Linked DNA regions of Mus musculus: regions 2 and 3 are each linked to region 1. A link is a loop called in an ENCODE intact Hi-C map of the cell type or tissue named here. Cell type or tissue: heart. All regions are shown on one strand. Each heading gives the region's core, and the rest is flanking DNA. Links, peaks and the distances in the headings are about the cores only. Region 1 overlaps Trabd2b (TraB domain containing 2B). Region 2 overlaps Trabd2b (TraB domain containing 2B). Region 3 overlaps Trabd2b (TraB domain containing 2B).

Region 1 (5,393 bases), core at 1,086-3,585:
AGAGGACATTGGTGAAATCACAGTGGCTGTGTAAGTCCACCTGTGCTGCCAGAGAGCTGCAGTTCCCAGGGGTTCTGGCCAGACATGGCCAGAAGGGGTTGGCCCTGCTGAACTTCGGGAAAGGCCAGGATTCTTGGCGCTGTGTGGACACATGGGACCCGTGTTCAGCCTTCAGAACAGACTCACACCATTCAAAAGGAATCATGAAAATGAATCCTGCAGCAGATCAGGAAGTGGGAAGCCCGAAACGCAATTCCCTTCATGCTCCGTTAGATTACTTTGGCCTGGAATTCCTCCCCTTCAAGACACAAACAAAGGCCACCTTAGAGTCCGTTGAGTACAGTTCCTTGGGGCAGGATCCCCTCAGACCCTATGCAGAAGGAGCTCTGCTCTGAATCTCTCTCAACCTCATCTGTCCCCAGCCACTTTATGGATTCAGATGTCATTTCTGAGATACATCAAAGTTTCAAGGGTATTTGGATTAAGGGTTATCCTAAGGACAATTTCTATCTCCGTGTTCCCCCCCCCCCCCCCCCCAGCTATGAGGTGACCTGATAGTGTCCCCAGCACTTGTCTGTACTGTTTTGTGTCTTGTCACTTCTAAGACACTTGTCAGGGGCCACTATGTTAGTCACATTTTCTGAAAGCATAGATTATAGAACCAAATAGCCAAGGTTTAAGACTTGCCTCTGACACATAGTAGCTGAATGGTCCCAGCTTGACTTCTCTGGTCCTCTGCTTCCTTAATAGTTCTTATTTCCTAGGGCCAAGTGCAATTTTCTGGTGAGAGACATGTAGACAGGTGCCTTCAGGTCTGATGTAGTTTGTTTGTTTGTTTGTTTGTTTGTTTGGGTATCTGCAGGAACAAGTTCCAGGACACAAAAGCCCTCAATATAAAATGGCATAGTATTTGCATATAACCTACAGACATCTTCCTGAATACTTATATAATGCTTGTAGATTACCTAGAAGATATTATACCATTGTCATTGGAAACAATGGGTGCCACTTACCTAAGCAAATGCCAAAAGCCTCCAAATCTAGAACACTTGGCGTTATTTCATCTCAAGTACAAGTTCAGCCCAAGTGGTAAAGTGCTTACCTAGGCCCTATGTTCAATACTCAGTAGTAGGAAAAAACAAAACTCCAAATTTCTCAGTTACTTGCTGAGCTAAGTGTCAGAGCTTCCTCTACCTGGGTCTCTGCCCTCCCATGAGCACCTGCATCCACTCTGTCTCTACCCCTGAACCTCTAACCTCTGCAGGTTTGCATTTATTCCTGTGAGTCTCCTTAGGCCCCAGATGCCTATAAGGGGCTAGGTACCCATTTTGATCATTTATCTATTCATTGTATTTCAGAAGCTGACAGGATATTTCAGTATTCAAGAGCTAACGTGAGGGTGGGACCTGGGATGGGAAAAAGGAACAAGTGTACAAATGATAGAGGGCAGGAGAGACTTCCAGAAGTGGGGGAGGAAACTGAACTGAGACTCGGATGTATGTGGAGCAGAAGTATAAGGACTAAGACAGGAAAGAAATAGGCATGCTTGGGTGTCAGAAAGGATGGATCTGTGGTGGAATGCAGTCTTCCCCTGTTTTTTGGCTAGTAAGAAGATCACACTGGCTCCTCCTTCTTCTGTCTTCTGCACAGGGAAGCTGAGTTTTCCCCCACAATGTCCTCTGAAGAGCTGGCCTTGTCTGTCTGAGAACTCTCTTCCTCTCTTGAAAGAGCCTCAGCAATAAAGTCTTCTGGGGAAAGCTCAGTCTGCTCCATGCTAGACATGGCTCCAAGAATACGCCCCCAAACCTGTCCAACAGAGAGGTAGGGAACCAAGTGTCCACACTCTACTTTCTGTCCTGGGTGGTCCAGAGGGTAGCGGGCATTCCTCAGCCTGGATTGTTTAGGGTGGGGCTTGCAGGCCAGAGTACTTTTTTTTTTAAAAAAGTTAAAATAAATAAAATCAAATAAATTAAATTTAAAAATTACTGCATTGCAGGTAGAAGTCAACTAGGAGCATTTTAGAATGGGGCGGGGGAGGACTGTGTGACTGGGACAGCACATCCTGGGCCTTCATCTGAAACTATACACTAGTCCCCTTCTCCTACATGTGCACACTCCCGCTGTCTGTCTGTCTGTCTGTCTGTCTGTCTATCTGTCTGAGTATGCAGGCACTTGCAGATACACATGCAAAGAATCCTGCATTCTCAACACAGGCCTGATAGATACTTTGGCAAGTGAATATTTATTGAAACAATGACTAGACTCATAGACTTCTGCTCTTTCAAGGCTTAGAGGCCTCTTGAGGTCATTTTGGTCAACTTGCCATATCATATGACGTTGGAGTCTTTCCTCAGCTTCCAACAGTAGCTCAAATACCACCCTTGCTGATAAGCTTGGCAACATTAAATAGCCTACTCCCTCCTGAGGCAGCAGTAAGCATGAGAAAGTCCTCTATCAGCTGTCACTTATAGTTTCCAGATCTTTGTCCCTGGCTTGGCCAAGGAGAGCTGGGTTAGCTCCTTCAGGAAGTCTGAGACATCCTCTGTGGACCTGTGACCTGTAGAAGGATCCCCAAGAAGCCACACCTTCTATGCGGTATTCCATTAACACCATTCTCTGTAGTCTAGCCACTTCACAGCTGAGGGTGGGAAATAGATTTTCTTTCACATAAAGAAGTAGCTCAAAGACCCAAGGCAGGGGATTCAACCTGAGTAAATGCCATGGGTTTTGCAATTCTCCTGTGAGTCTGTGGGCCAGTGTTGGCCGGGTCAGCAACTTCTTCTGGAAGGAACAGGCCTGTGAAACCCTGAATTGAGCCAAATGGCCCATCAGGGGATTCTACTTTTGGCTGCAGGGGTTGAGCAAGAAGATTGTTGTACAAGGACTAGTGCTGACCACAGCTGTAACAAAGACACTAGGAGCCAAGCTTCCTTGGGGGCCAGCTTGGCCTGCCCTCCTCTGCTCCAGAGCTAACCATTCAGACCCTCCCAAGGCATGCCAGCAAAGACTCACAGTGTCTGCTGCCAAATGGAAATCTGCAGTGTGTAGCTGCTGTCTTCTCAAAATGCACACACTAGCTGTCGGAGATTTTGAGACGTGCTTTTCTCCGTGCTTTTCTCATGTGCTTTTCTCCGTGGTGGGGAAAGTCAGAACTGACAGGCAGAAGACACAAGTTCAAGTCTCATCTTGGCAGCTTTCATAAAGTAATATTTTATTCTGCTGGGACTGCTATACCAAAGAGCCGCAGACTGAATGGTGCCATCAATTGGAATTTAGTCCTTCATACTAGAAGTGGGCTCCAGGGTCCAGGTGCTGGCAAGGCTGGTTTCTCCTAAGGCCTCTCTCTCCTTGGACCACTGACAGCAGCTTTTTTGTTGTCTTATCACATTGTTGTCCTGCTGTACATACCTCTGGAGTCTATGTGTCCCCATCCCCTTTCATAAAGATGACAGTTGGGTTGGATTAGGACCCACATGAAGGGCCTCATATTATCATGGTCACCAGGAGATCATTCCACCTCCAAATACAATTGCACTCTGAAAAAAGACTGTCATAAACTAGGATGAGAGGGATACAGTGCAACCTGTAACATCCTCTTAACAGCTTTTGGTTCTCAAAACCAAATGCGGTCTACTTGTCTGGCCAGGGGAGACCCTTAGACATTCCCAGTGTCCTGATCAATCCTGATCTGATGCAAAGCTCCGCATCAGACTAGGCAGCACACATGATACTTGCCATAGGTTATATGACCTTTCAGAGGTAGAAGGATGAATAATTATATAACAAAATTGAGGAAGGTCATAGTGGTGTGTCCTAAGGGGAGAGAAAAGACAAACAGACCCTCCATTTTCCATGGTCAGTAAGAGCTAGGAATTTTAGGGCCATGGAGTTGGGACTTGGCAGCCATGATTCACCAGCACTGCTGCATAGAGGAGGATCTGAAGGCAACTAGGCAATTGTTGGAGTGAGGGTAAGATGACCGTGACCTGCTTTTCTCCTCTTCCAGATCACTACTCCAGGATTAATGGAATGCTTCTAGGCCCTCGCTGTCCTCATTGGTTACATGGACAAGGGAAAAAAAAAACTTAAGCTAGAAGAGCTCTGTGTGCTGATGACAGCTGTAACAGAGGTGGGAAGCTGGAGGTGTCTTCCGGGGTCAGGGCTGGGTCAATCATTCTCTGTTATGACTGTAGCTTTAAAATTCCAAATCGCCTGTGGGCCTATGACATGGTCCTTACACACATGATTTGTGTAGCATGAGTCCTAACCCTGGTTACACGTCAACTTGACGAGATGTGAGTGGAATAATTAAGAATACACCTAAAATCGAGGGCACCACTTTGTAGATCCCTCTATTCTTGGTGCTATATTTCTTATTAAGCCAAACTGCTGAACAGATCAGTCTATCTTATCAGAGCAAAGCTAGGTGGCCATTCCTCTCCTCCAACTGCATTTTGTGGTCTACAGGCAAGGGTCCAGGGCAGGAGTCCATCTTCTCCTCTTGGCAGCAGCAAAGATCACCAAGGGCAGCATAGCCACAGGAGATAATATCTCTCCAAAGCTCTGTCCCAAGCTTCAGGCACTCAGGTAGCCGGAATTTATGGCTTCAACCCCACCCCATGTCATTAATAAAGTAAAATTAGCCCTCTCTGGGTGAGGACATTTTTCACTGGAGTCTGAGAGCTGTAATGAGGAGCTATCAAAGCCCCAAAGTGCCATGAGAATTTTATATGCCCTGTTTCCTACAAGTTCTGAACAGCTTGGCCAATTTATAAGGTAATGATTTTTCCATCCATAATTTCTTTCGTATGATTTTTGTAATGTGGACAATTTCCCTCCTGACTGGGCTTCACACCACCTAGTTGAGTGGATTAAGGTAGGCCAGGGTTTGGGGGTTCTTCTAAAAGCAAAAAAACAATATGCAAAAGCTGCCATGCACAGACTCCAGCTGGGGCTGTGTCCTGCAGCACCTGGAGAACTTGACTCTATCACATCAGGCCTCAGTTTTCTCATCTGTCTTGTGGGATAGCACTCTATGTAACTGTGTCATGAACTCTTCATCTCTTTTCAACCCTGTCCTTTATATCAGGCACTTCAATCCATGCCAGGCTCTGTGTCAACACTGGGGACATAAAGGTAGACAAAGTGAAACTCCCATGCCTAAAGGGGGTAGATATATGGGCACAGATTCATGAGAACATGGGTGATAAGTTCTGGGTGGTGGAGTAATTTTGCATAGCATATTTCAGAGAAAGCAGTCTACTTGCCTGACCAGGGGAGACCTTTTAGACATTCCAGTATCCTGATCAGCCCTTGATAGCACCTTGGCAGTGGACTTAGATGACCTGAATGCAGGACCACCTCCAAAGGATCCTCCTCCCCCCCCCCCACAC
Region 2 (5,393 bases), core at 1,758-4,257, 61 kb after region 1:
CCAAGCATTCAAATACATGAGTCTGGGGGAGGGGGAGGGGATAGCTATTCAAACCACCACAAACAGGATGAGCCTCTGTCCCTAAATATGTCTCTAGCCAACAGGAGGTCCTAGACCCTGGGATACTGAACCTCAGGAAAAGCCAGGGATTACAGAGAGTGATTGTCCCAATCATAGCTGGGACCCAAACTCATGAAGGCTATTACGAATCCCACCCTAGACTAGCCTGGACAGACACAGCAGTCATTGCCTGTGTCTGTGGTCATCTGGCACCAGAGGGAAGAGGGCCATGGCTGATTCTTCTTGGCCTCCCACAGCCTAGCATGCATTAGATGCCTGCAAAAGTTCCAGGACACAGGCTGTTCCAAATAGGAGCCTCCCCAGAGCCTGGAGGCTGGGCACTGTCTGTGCAGCTACCCTCAAAAGTGCCTTGCTATGGACACACCTGAGCCATGGCTAGGCATAGACCCAGCTCTGCCTTTTATACCTGTGTGACATGGGCAAGTTGGACTATTGAGTAGCTGAAAGAGAAAATTAATCCAAACACGGCAGGCACATTCTGCCTGCAGGCAGTTTGTCACCCAGGGTGTTTGTGTCCACCTTTGCCACAGTGATGGCAAAGCAGAGTCAGTCTTTCATCCATCCCTGTTTCATTTTTTATTCCCGGCATCCCAGAAGCTTCCACACAGGAGCACAGAGCGAAGGCTACTAAAAGGAAAGGGGCTGTGGCTCCATCCCTGCATCACCAACTCCCGAGGATGTCCTTGTTTCCCGTGCCACACCTCAGGAAGCAGAGCACTTCTCCAACCCTGTCAGACAATTGCTAGGGAAAATGCTGTCTGGTCCCTTCTAGAGTCTGCCCTCTTACCATCCTGGGGCAGTCAGAATTCCACAGCTTGTCCCTCCTGCCCCAGTGCTCACAGTACCTTCCCCCTCCTCTTTCTCTTTATATTCAACTGCAGGACCAGTCGCTATTGGCATCTTCTCTTCCCTCTGTGACATTCCCTGGTGCTGTGCCTCCACAGCTACCCTCTCCATCCTTCCTACCTCCTCATTCCCTGATCCCTGTGCCCCTTCATCACTGTTCTGTGTGTACCTATCTCTCCCTTGGGTAGACACCACAGTGCGTCTCAGAACCTGGCATGAAGCTAGCTACTCAGACCATGTCAAGTCTGTCCCCAATGAACTGAGAAGGCTCAGCCTTTTGCTGTGTGACTGCAGAGCAGGAGAGGAAGCCCAGGTCAGCCAGGTCCCCTCCACACAGCTCTGGATAGACTAGAAGCCCTGGTGCCCCTCATTATCCACCCCTCCTGTCACACTTCCTAGGGAAAACAAACATGGCTCTGGTTTGATATCCGGCCGGAGGCCCTGGCAGTGAGATTCGCATTTGAAAGTTTCCCTTGCATTAATTTCAGACGGAACATAAATACGGACTTGGGATGCCTCTTCCAGGAGGGGAAAACTGGAAACCCGCATGCTCACTGGAGAGAAAACATGTGTGCTGGCCGAAGGCACCCGCGTTACTCTGGAGCCTGTGCGGGGGAAACATCTGGTCCTCTCCTCCTCCGCCACCCAGCCCCCACTGCAGTCTTGAAATTGCCCAGTTAATTGGCGCATTGTTCATGCTGAGCACTTGACACACTTTCTCTCCAATCTGCTGAACCTTGGAAGGTACACACATTTCTGACCATTCCCTGCCCCCAACCATGATCTTGGCATCTCTGCAGCTGCCAAGTACTTCAGAGTAGACGTGATGGAGCTTGCCATGAACTGGATCAGTTCTGGGGATGAGCCCCAAAAAGCCTTACCTCGTACCAGCATGTGACCTTGGGCAAGTCCTATTCCCCTTGCTGAGCCTCAGTTTCCTCATCTATAAAGTGGGAGCACCTTCAGTGGCTACTTGAGGATGAAATGGAACAGTGTGGTCTGGAAGCTTCTAAATGTATTAAGGTCACCACCAGGTGAAACCATACAGTGTGGGGGATGGGGAGGATGGAAGCCAGATGGTACAACTGCATTTGGGGAAGCTGAGTCACAAAGAGGGAAAGGAAACTACCCAAGGCCACAGGGTTCATGGATGGGCTGAGTATTGTGCCCAGGCTCTGCCATGCCCTACCTACCCATGCCAGAGGGTCAGGTGGGACTGGCAGACTATGCTCTCTGTCCTCCAAGCCTTGTACACTGGCACAGCCCATCATACACCCAGAAGAAAGGAACCTCTTCTCAACTCTGGAACACCCTACCACCCCTTTCCTGTTTGTATGTAGATGTCTGTAAGTGGCCCCTGGTTTGTCTTCAGGAGACAAGTCCAGCCTTGCCCCATGGTGTTGAAGCCTGAATGTTCCTGATGACCATCTAATGCTGTCCATCCTGGGACCATCTCTGCACTGCATCCTTTGCTGCCAACTCTGGTCCTCTCTCTCCTGGCTTCTTTCTTTTCCATTCTCTATGTGGGTTTCATCCAATCTCTGTCCTATCATATTCTTTCCCCCACCCCCATTCCCATCTGGCTATCTTTCCTCTTCCCTCTTCTCCCCCTGAAGTTGTTACCACATCTCTTACAGCTGGTCTCTGGCCTCTCTTCTCTGCCCTTTTCTTTTGCTTCCTAGGTCCTAAAGTTCTCTCCTCCCCACTCCCATTTTCCCCCTGTAATAGATAGTCCCTCTGCTTTTCTTCCTACTTCCCTCTTTGTGTCTCCTTAGCTCCCTGTGCCCCGCCCTCTCTTTCCTCTTCTGTTGTCCTCTCTGGACTCAGCAAATGAAATGGAACGTGTCTTCCTGCAGAGAGCTGGCCAGAGAACAGCTGGAAGCTAATGCTGGAGGGAGATGCTGAGTGGTGGCCAGGAGCCCCAGGGAGGATGGGCAAGCCAAGCAGGCTGAGCCCCAACATTGTGGGGCCCCTTTGGAAACCTTCCACCACCTTGCCTGCAGGTTCCAGCATGGGGGTGGTGCCTTGTTCAGAATTTCCAACTTTGGAGACAAGCCTAAGCACTGTCTGCCAACCCCTGGGGACAGCATATGCTGGACCCTGACTCTGGCCTGTATAGGGGCCAAGCTCCTAGGATTGGTGGGATCTTGAGGAGAGTCACCAAGGGCCAGGGCTGGGCTACAAGAATGGGGGAAACTTGGGTCTCCTGGGGACAGGGTGAGATCATGGAAAGGATGTGGAGTAAAAGGCTGTGTCACTCATTCATTCAACAAACATTTGTGGAGCCATGGTGGTGCGCCAGATTTGGGCTTAACTCTGGGGACAAAGATGAATCAGGCACGGCCCCACCCTCAGAAAGCTTATATCCCACCTCCACCCCCATCAGGTGGCTCTGTGAGAGCACTCACAGAGTTACTCAGATCAGGGCTGTGGGCAGGTCAGGTTAGCTGTAGTTGGAAGGGACAGAAGAGCACTGCAGTGTGGCTGCAGGTGGTGGTGGCTGGATGGTCCAGTATATTTGAGAGGAAACATTCAGGGTCTCTGTTGACTGGGGGAGGATGAAGGTCACGGTAGCTTGAGTAGCAATGTCCAGTAGAGGCACAGTAATAGCATGGAGGAGGGTAAGCAGGGTTAGTGAGCTCCGTGGGAGGGTTATGTGGAGATGTCCATGGGCCACTGAGTTAGTCATCACTACTGTGGGTAGCAGAGGTATGAGTAGAACAGAGAGGAAAGAGGCCAAGGGCAGGTTTCACAGCTCCTGTTTGGACTGGGAAAAAGAAAGCCCACTAAGGGTGTCACCAGATGAGTAAGGACACGATGACAAGGGCACAGACCAGTAGGAGGCTTGGGCACTAAGAAGCTCCAACTGTGGATCTCATGAGACCAAGCACCAGAAAGGGTAAATGTCAGGAACACTGGCTGGGATTCAGGATTACATCACTGAGTTCTGGGCACAGATGATATAGAAGGGTCGTTCCTAGAGTTGACAAGGAGCATAGAGGAGAAGTACCATTCTCCCAGGAGGAAGGATGAGAGGGGGAGAGAAGAGTGTGGCTCAGAGGAGGAGATGGTGGAAATTTGAGCTAGACCTGCTCGCTTTCTCTAAGTATCCCCAGACTAAGGAAAGCAATCCAATTCAGAAACCTTAAGATTGAGGGAGTGCCAGGGTTCTTAAGCAGACATGGGAGACACCCAGAGCTCACAACAAAGCAGCATCCCTTGAGGTCTACACCACAGAAACCACATAGAGTTATGCCAAGCCTGGGCCCTCTGACAATCCACAGTATAGCCTCGGACAGTCAGTGGGTGTCACCTGCTTCTCCTGGACATCATACAATTTGGAGTTTTCACTGATAGCTCTTGAAGACTTCTGGGCAGATGTGGGGACCTCAGTTGGACCATTGGAGCTTATCATTAAAGCCAGTTCTCCATATACAAAGAGGGGGACTTACCTCATTGTCCAGAGCAGGGGCCATTAGTACCTGGCAGAGTCCTTCCTCCTGAGCATTGAAGAGAGTACCCACTGCTCTCTTCCAGCTCAACAGAGCCAAATGAGGGTGATAACTCCTACCTATCCAGGGACAGTTTCAGCTCCCTTAATATAGCATCCTTGCCAAGGACTTTTACTCCCCCTGCCTCTCTAGGCTGAAGAGCTACAGGCTCATTTGACATTTGTGGGGAAAGACACCAGTGTCAGGAAAGCTAGGATCGTAGGCTGTCTTAGTTGGTTTCCATTTCTGTAGTAAAGCACTGTGACCAAAAGCAACCTAGGGGAAGAAAGGGTTTGTCTTACATTTCCGGGTAACAGTTCATTGCCCAGAAAGGGTAGGGCAGAAACTGGAGGCAGGAACTGAAGTAGAGACCATGGAAGAATGCTGCTTTCTGGCTTACTTGGTTTGCTTTCTTATCCAACCCACAGCCTCCTGCCCAAGGTTGATACCTCACACAGTGGGCTGAGCCCTGCTGTATTAATTATCAAAAATAAATTTTTAAAAGCCCCACAGACATGCCCACAGATCAATCTAATCTGATGAAGGCCATACTCCTTTGAAGTTCTCTCTTCTCAGGTGACTCTGGTCTGTGTGGAGTTGAAAGAATCGAGCCAGCACACAGGCTGAGGGAGAGACGAGGGGCTTGTTGTCAGCATGCCAGGTCAAAGTCAGAATCTGTGCGTCACAGTTCTCACCTGTGCGTCACAGTTCACTCCTGTGCGTCACAGTTCACTCCTGTGCGTCACAGTTCACTCCTGCGCTTCTGTCTCTCCTGCATAGAGACCCCTGCCTGCCTCGTTCCTCCTCCAGTTGCACACACTGCCCTCCACCTGGACCTCTCACCCCACCCCATTCCCATCCCCACCTAGTAGCACTGCCTCCTCCAGGAAGTCTTCCCTGTCACCACATTATTGTAGATGTCTCACACACCTGCACAACTTCCTGCGGTGTCCTATGCATTCGAGATAGTGCCCT
Region 3 (5,393 bases), core at 1,525-4,024, 51 kb after region 1:
AGGCAATGGGGAGAGTTCTGGTTGGAGGCCAGCCAGGCTGGGGCCACAATGTTCTGTCTGTGCCTGCCACCCAAACCCAGACACAGGCTCCCTGAAGGCAGGGTTGAGCTGCTCATCCCTTGGTCCCCACTGCTCTGGAGACCACTTGGCGCCTGTTGTAGAGTGCTTGCCAGTGAGTGACTGTCATGCACATCACTGTAGGTACATAATGTACTTAGAGAAGCTTAGAGGATAGAAGGAGGAGCCCAGCCCTTACTGTGGAAGGCTCCAGGTCTGGGGACTCTAGTCTCGAAGTGGAAGAGGGAGGAGAAGAGGCCAACACTGTGAACTGATGGGACTCTTACTAGGGCCCCACTTCTGGTGAGCCTCACCCTAAATCCACTAGGGGCAAGGTTTGGGAGGTGACGCTACACAGCAGAGAGGTCTTGATGGCAAGTTGAATAGCTGGCTGTGATGCGGCTGGCCTGAGAAAGAAGGGTGGACAGGACAAGGCCTATGGCTGACTATAAGCTGGAGGAGAGAGGCACAGGGTGAGCTTGGGGGTTGGTCAACTCTGTTTACCTTTGAGCCTATGTCCAGAAATACTGCTGACCTCTGATAGCAGTAGCCATGTCCCCAGTAATTGCAAATGGTCTAGCCAGATTTGAATCATAGTCCAGGCTCTATATGGAGTTCACAGAAAACCTGCCCTACTGTGCAGAAAGCCAGGGTCATGAGACTTGGACACTACCCTTGCACATCCTTCTATGTGAAGCTCTATCGGCAGCCAGAGGCCTCAACAGTCTTGAGGTCTGGAGATCTGGAAGCTTTAGGGCTTGTCACCCTGCTGAGGTCAGGAAGACTTCAGGGCAATCATAAAGTAGGAACTAAGCTTGTTAGTGGAGCTTCCCAGGTGAGAAGCTGACAGGGGGGTCTGACTGATGTCTCCAGAGGGCATGGTTTGCATAACAGAGAACAAATATAGCTCTGGCTGCAGTGGTGAGATTGATAAAGTAACCTTTGGCAGCCAGGATGGAACAGGGCCTGAGGCCCAGTGCCCCTTACCCACTAACTGTATACCTCCTCACTCCTCCATCCCCGTCCTCAGCAATGAGTGCTCCCTGATGCTACAGCTGCAGGCCACTGGCATTGTTAGTATTCATAATGGGAGGGCCACTCAGAAGTCCTCCCTGAGAAACCTGTGGTCCCTACCCCCCTGAGGGGCACAGTAGCCACAGATATGTTTTATTCAAATAGTATACAGTAAAATATTATTACTTAGAGTCAAGATAATTGATAGGAGTGCAGCAATCTCCTTCAACCATAAACCTGGGCTGACCCAGATGAACCAGACCACATAATCATACTTCAAGGCCCCTCTGTGAACCCTGCTTCCCTCCCTGCCCTCTCCCACTGCATATCCCGTAGTTCTTACAAGAATGGCTGACTCTTCCATGGGCCTAGGAGTCTCAGGGGAGACAGCAAAGGGTGCTGAGGTAGCCTCTAGCCTGACATGGGGCAGGACCTAGGGAGGCTCTCAGAGGGTATTTGCTGGGTAGATGGGTACAGGGAAATGGGTAGTTGAGTATAATCAACAGACCTGGGCACTTGGCTATCCCTAGCCACAGGTCAGGGGAGCCTACACTGAACCCCTCCCCCATAACTTCACCCCAGCCCTGCCTAGACCGTATCTTTGTCACCCCATCACACACCAATCTCTCTCGAACTCTAGGGACATTCCATGATCTATTGGAAATGTTATCATATGCCCTCCACTTAAACTTGTCATGGGAGATTTAAGGCCCCAGACAAGTCTAATGACATCATTAATTTGCTTCTCCCCCAGCCCTGGCCCAGACCCAGGCCCCATCCTTGGCATGGGGCCAAAGCCCATCATCATGAGACTCTAAGAGAGTGCTAGGCAGTGGCTGGGAAGCCCAGGGGAAGCTGAATATCCAGTCCTACTTCTTCATGGTTTTGAAGTTTCACTCTTTCTTGTTCTTATAAATAGCTCAAGTCTCCCTGGGGAATCCTTATGCAGATGCACTTTGTGGGCAGGAAGCAGAGCAGGAAGGAGGGGTACCTGCTCATAGATCCCATGATCCACAGAAGAAAGAAGGGGATCAGGTCCTCTTCCTTCACTTCTGTCTGATAGTTCTAATGACCATCTGTCATCTCTGTAGGCCACCTGTCCCTGATAACCCATAGCATCACATGAAGGTGACAATGCAGGATGCCATTACACATATATTGTGTGTGTATGTGATGCATATATATATATGGCTATATTCACAGTGCCTTACTGTGCTAGCATCTTTCAAAGCTGGTCTCATTGAATCCATGTAAAAGTCATGTATGTCACCCTGTTACCAATGAAGAATGTGGGACTCAGAGAGACCACATAACCTAGAGTGCACCAGGCAATGAAAGGTACAACCCAAGCTGCACTGGCTGTGTGACTGCAGGACCTGTGCTCATCAACACTCTTCCTCAACTGCCAATCATCCTGCTCATCCATCCACTTGTTCAGTGACTTAACAAACACTAACATGTAGTAAAGCTTGGCCTCCTATCCTCTCCCAAACCCCATAAATGGAGAAGAGCCTTTGAGAGGCGTGTTTCTGGAAATAGTCCTTCTAGTCATAGCCTCTCTGTTCTCCACCCTGACTCAAAAATCTTTAGCATCTCCTGGAACTACATCAAGTCAAGTGTGACCTATTTCATCAGAGCTGCCAGTCATCCCTTCCAGTGTGGAGGAGGATAAGAACTCCATTCCCTCATTTGTCTATCTGCCAAGCAAGCAGTCTCTGGGTGCCAGCTCTGTACTGGCCTAGGCATGAGCAGGGCTGCTGTGCACATTGTACACATTGTGCACTACTCAGGCTGAGACAATCACATCACTTCCTTCTCCATCCCAGAGCAGTGGGTCCGGCTCCTCTGACAAAGGAGCTGTAAGATGCAGATACTCTTACTATCCATTTCTCTCACTTGTTCTTGGCAGAGCAGAGGCAGATGTCCTGCCCTCCTCACAAACCCTCAGGGTTCAGGCTGTTGACTCCCCCATCTTTCTCAGAAAGGATGTTGATAACTCCTCTGTGGCTGTAAAAAAAAAAAAAAAAAAAAAAAACATGTGCTTGGGTTAAAAAGCCATAAAAATTGGCTTTCCTAGGGGACTAAGATCTCTAGGAAGTTGGTGTCGTTGGGTACAACCTCCCCTCATGTTTCAGTCCAGACTAGTATTTTATGGTTTGTACTTAGTTAGGTGACAATGAGGAATGTCCTATGAACAGGAGCTTGAAGGATGCTATGCATGGGGAATGGAGAGGAAAGACAGTGTGATTTCATTCACTGCCTTACTTTCCCCAGCAGCTCCATGCACATGTTGAAGGAGATGGTGCTAGAATGGCTGGACCTACCTTCCAGGCCAGAGAGATGAAACAATAAAAACACAACAACCCAGAAGGGGCAGTGCAATCTTACATTCACATTTGACCCCTGATAGGCATCTTTTATGTAGCAGGCCCTGGGGACTTGGAATGACCCGACTTTGTCCTTAAACTCAAGGATCCCTCTGCCTAGTTTAAGAGCACATCCACAGAGCTGTTGCCAGGCCTCAGGCTGTGTGGAAAGTGACACAGTAGGGAGAGAAAAGGACCCAGAACTGTAAAGATGGACAATCTCTAGGCAGCTTATCCCACAAGCATCAGTCTGGAAGGATCTGTGATCCTGGGATAGTTTTCAAGAAGTTTCTGAAAATTTGAAGACAGATGGGCAGACAGTGGCTCAGACATGGGAAAAGGTGAAAGTTCTGCCCTGCTCATCTCTGTAGAGCAAAGCGCTGAATAAGGCCACAGTAGTGACCCTCATCTCCTTTAATCCCTCCCATCAGTCCTTCCTACAAATGAGAGTCAGGGCTCAGCAAAGTGGAGTGGCTTGGTCACTATACGCTGTATCAGAACTGAATCCAAAGCTCAAGTCACCTTCACCCCAAGCCCTATGGCCTTCTCGACATAGCTGTCATTCTCACCCTCTTGTTGAATTGGGTTCCTTGTCCACGTAGTGCTGGATTCAGGGCTGAAGGAAGGACATAAGGAACCCAGCATAGTCCCAACACCCTGGGTCCCAACCTCCAGAGAAATACCAGGCAGACCTGGGTGTAGCTCCACTATACACTGGCTGTGACCACAGGTCTCAAGCTCTTTCTCTCTCAGGCTTGCTTCACATGTACAACGGTAGCAGTGCTCATCTTTGAGGGTATGAGGGTTGATGATAAACAGGAAACAGAGAGCATGCTCTAGGGCTTCAGAAAGGTAAGTCGACAGTCCTACCTGGGGTTTATCTGACATGTGCCCTGCCACATCAAGACCTAAAGGACCTGTCTTACCATTGCAGCTACCCAACTTCATCAACACCACCCTCCCACCTCATGAGCAGGTGACAGCCCAGGAAATCGACAGCTACTTCCGGCAGGAGCTCATCTACAAGAGGAATGAGCGCATGGGAAAGAGGGTCATGGCGCTGCTGCAGGAAAACCAGGACAAGATCTGCTTCTTTGCCTTCGGAGCAGGTTTGGCTCTGACCTCTACTTGTCAAGGGAAAAGCTGAGGCCCAGAAGAGGGTATGAAAGCCACATAGTACCCAGTAGCAGAGCTAGAACCCTAGTGCTTCCCCAGCTTCTGAATCACGTGTTCTCTCATAGCATCTCCCTTGGCAAGGGAAGCACCCCCTGCCCAGTACAGGTTAACTTTCTCAGGTCCTTCAAGTACCAGGTGGATATATGTGAGACCCAAACAATCTTTCCGTTCTCATCCAAGTCTGGACCCACTCAACCTAGAACCAGGGCTAATCAGAAGGGTCTGTGGCCTCATGAGTGAGGAAGGGAGACAGCCCACAGTTGTAACTCCAACTCCAACAGGGCCATATGTCATGTCACCTTAGCTGGTACTTTCTCAAAAGTTCAATTTTTCTCTTCTGTTAATGGGAAGGACAGCATCAACGATTTGATGAATGTAAAGTATCCAAGCTATAGTGTAGCTGTAAGGATGAGTGACATTTAAATAACCTTACATATGGTGGGGACCCAGAATGGCACTTGCAATCATCATTATCACTATCATCATCACAATTATAATGAACCATGGCAACATAGTGATGCTTAGCATGAGCTAAATGTTTCTGGGGATTTTTCTTCTCCTGCAAAGGGATCAGAAGATGTCTACACAGGGCTCCTTGGGGCCCTTAGTCTCTGTTCCTCTTTACCCTTCCTGCTTTTCTCTGGCTGTCTCCAATGGCTGCATTGGAGCCAGGATTGTATGCAAGTTCTGAGTTAGTCAATTTTGGATCTGTGATTTATAATAACTATTTACTTGCTGCCACTTAAATGTGTGGAATCCACCTGTGTTCTGTGAAAATTT

What was found. Hi-C counts contacts between places; a loop is a spot of excess contacts. Peaks named below come from ENCODE experiments on the same cell type or tissue, not always from the same donor. Only the 100,000 strongest peaks of a DNase experiment are listed, where the experiment ranks them.
Region 2: a loop joins it to region 1, with 2.0 times the contacts of the local background. A loop is called at or near these places in 2 of 42 quality-filtered maps.
Region 3: it touches region 1 in a loop (2.1-fold over the local background); 2 of 42 quality-filtered maps call a loop at or near these places.

Annotation. Positions count from the first base shown.
Region 1 is chr4:114,531,669-114,537,061 of GRCm38, forward strand. The region is part of intron 2 of Trabd2b (TraB domain containing 2B); the gene reads left to right. Among named protein-coding and RNA genes, the nearest start is that of Gm33710, 110 kb to the left of the region's middle. In heart, for the core only: a CTCF peak has its summit at 2,443; DNase peaks (open chromatin) are centred at 2,443 and 2,833.
Region 2 is chr4:114,592,490-114,597,882 of GRCm38, forward strand. The region is part of intron 4 of Trabd2b (TraB domain containing 2B); the gene reads left to right. All of the region lies in intron 1 of Gm33655 (a long non-coding RNA gene), which reads right to left. Among named protein-coding and RNA genes, the nearest start is that of Gm12829, 85 kb to the right of the region's middle. In heart, for the core only: no CTCF peak of the experiment used is centred there; DNase peaks (open chromatin) are centred at 2,832 and 3,162; H3K27ac peaks cover 482 bases; H3K27me3 peaks cover 2,256 bases.
Region 3 is chr4:114,582,087-114,587,479 of GRCm38, forward strand. It overlaps Trabd2b (TraB domain containing 2B), which reads left to right. Exons shown (of 7, transcript NM_001085549.1): 4 at 4,372-4,546. Gm33655 (a long non-coding RNA gene) reads right to left here. Exons shown (of 4, transcript XR_003955095.1): 3 at 2,968-3,078. Among named protein-coding and RNA genes, the nearest start is that of Gm12829, 96 kb to the right of the region's middle. In heart, for the core only: no CTCF peak of the experiment used is centred there; a DNase peak (open chromatin) is centred at 2,779; H3K27me3 peaks cover 1,041 bases.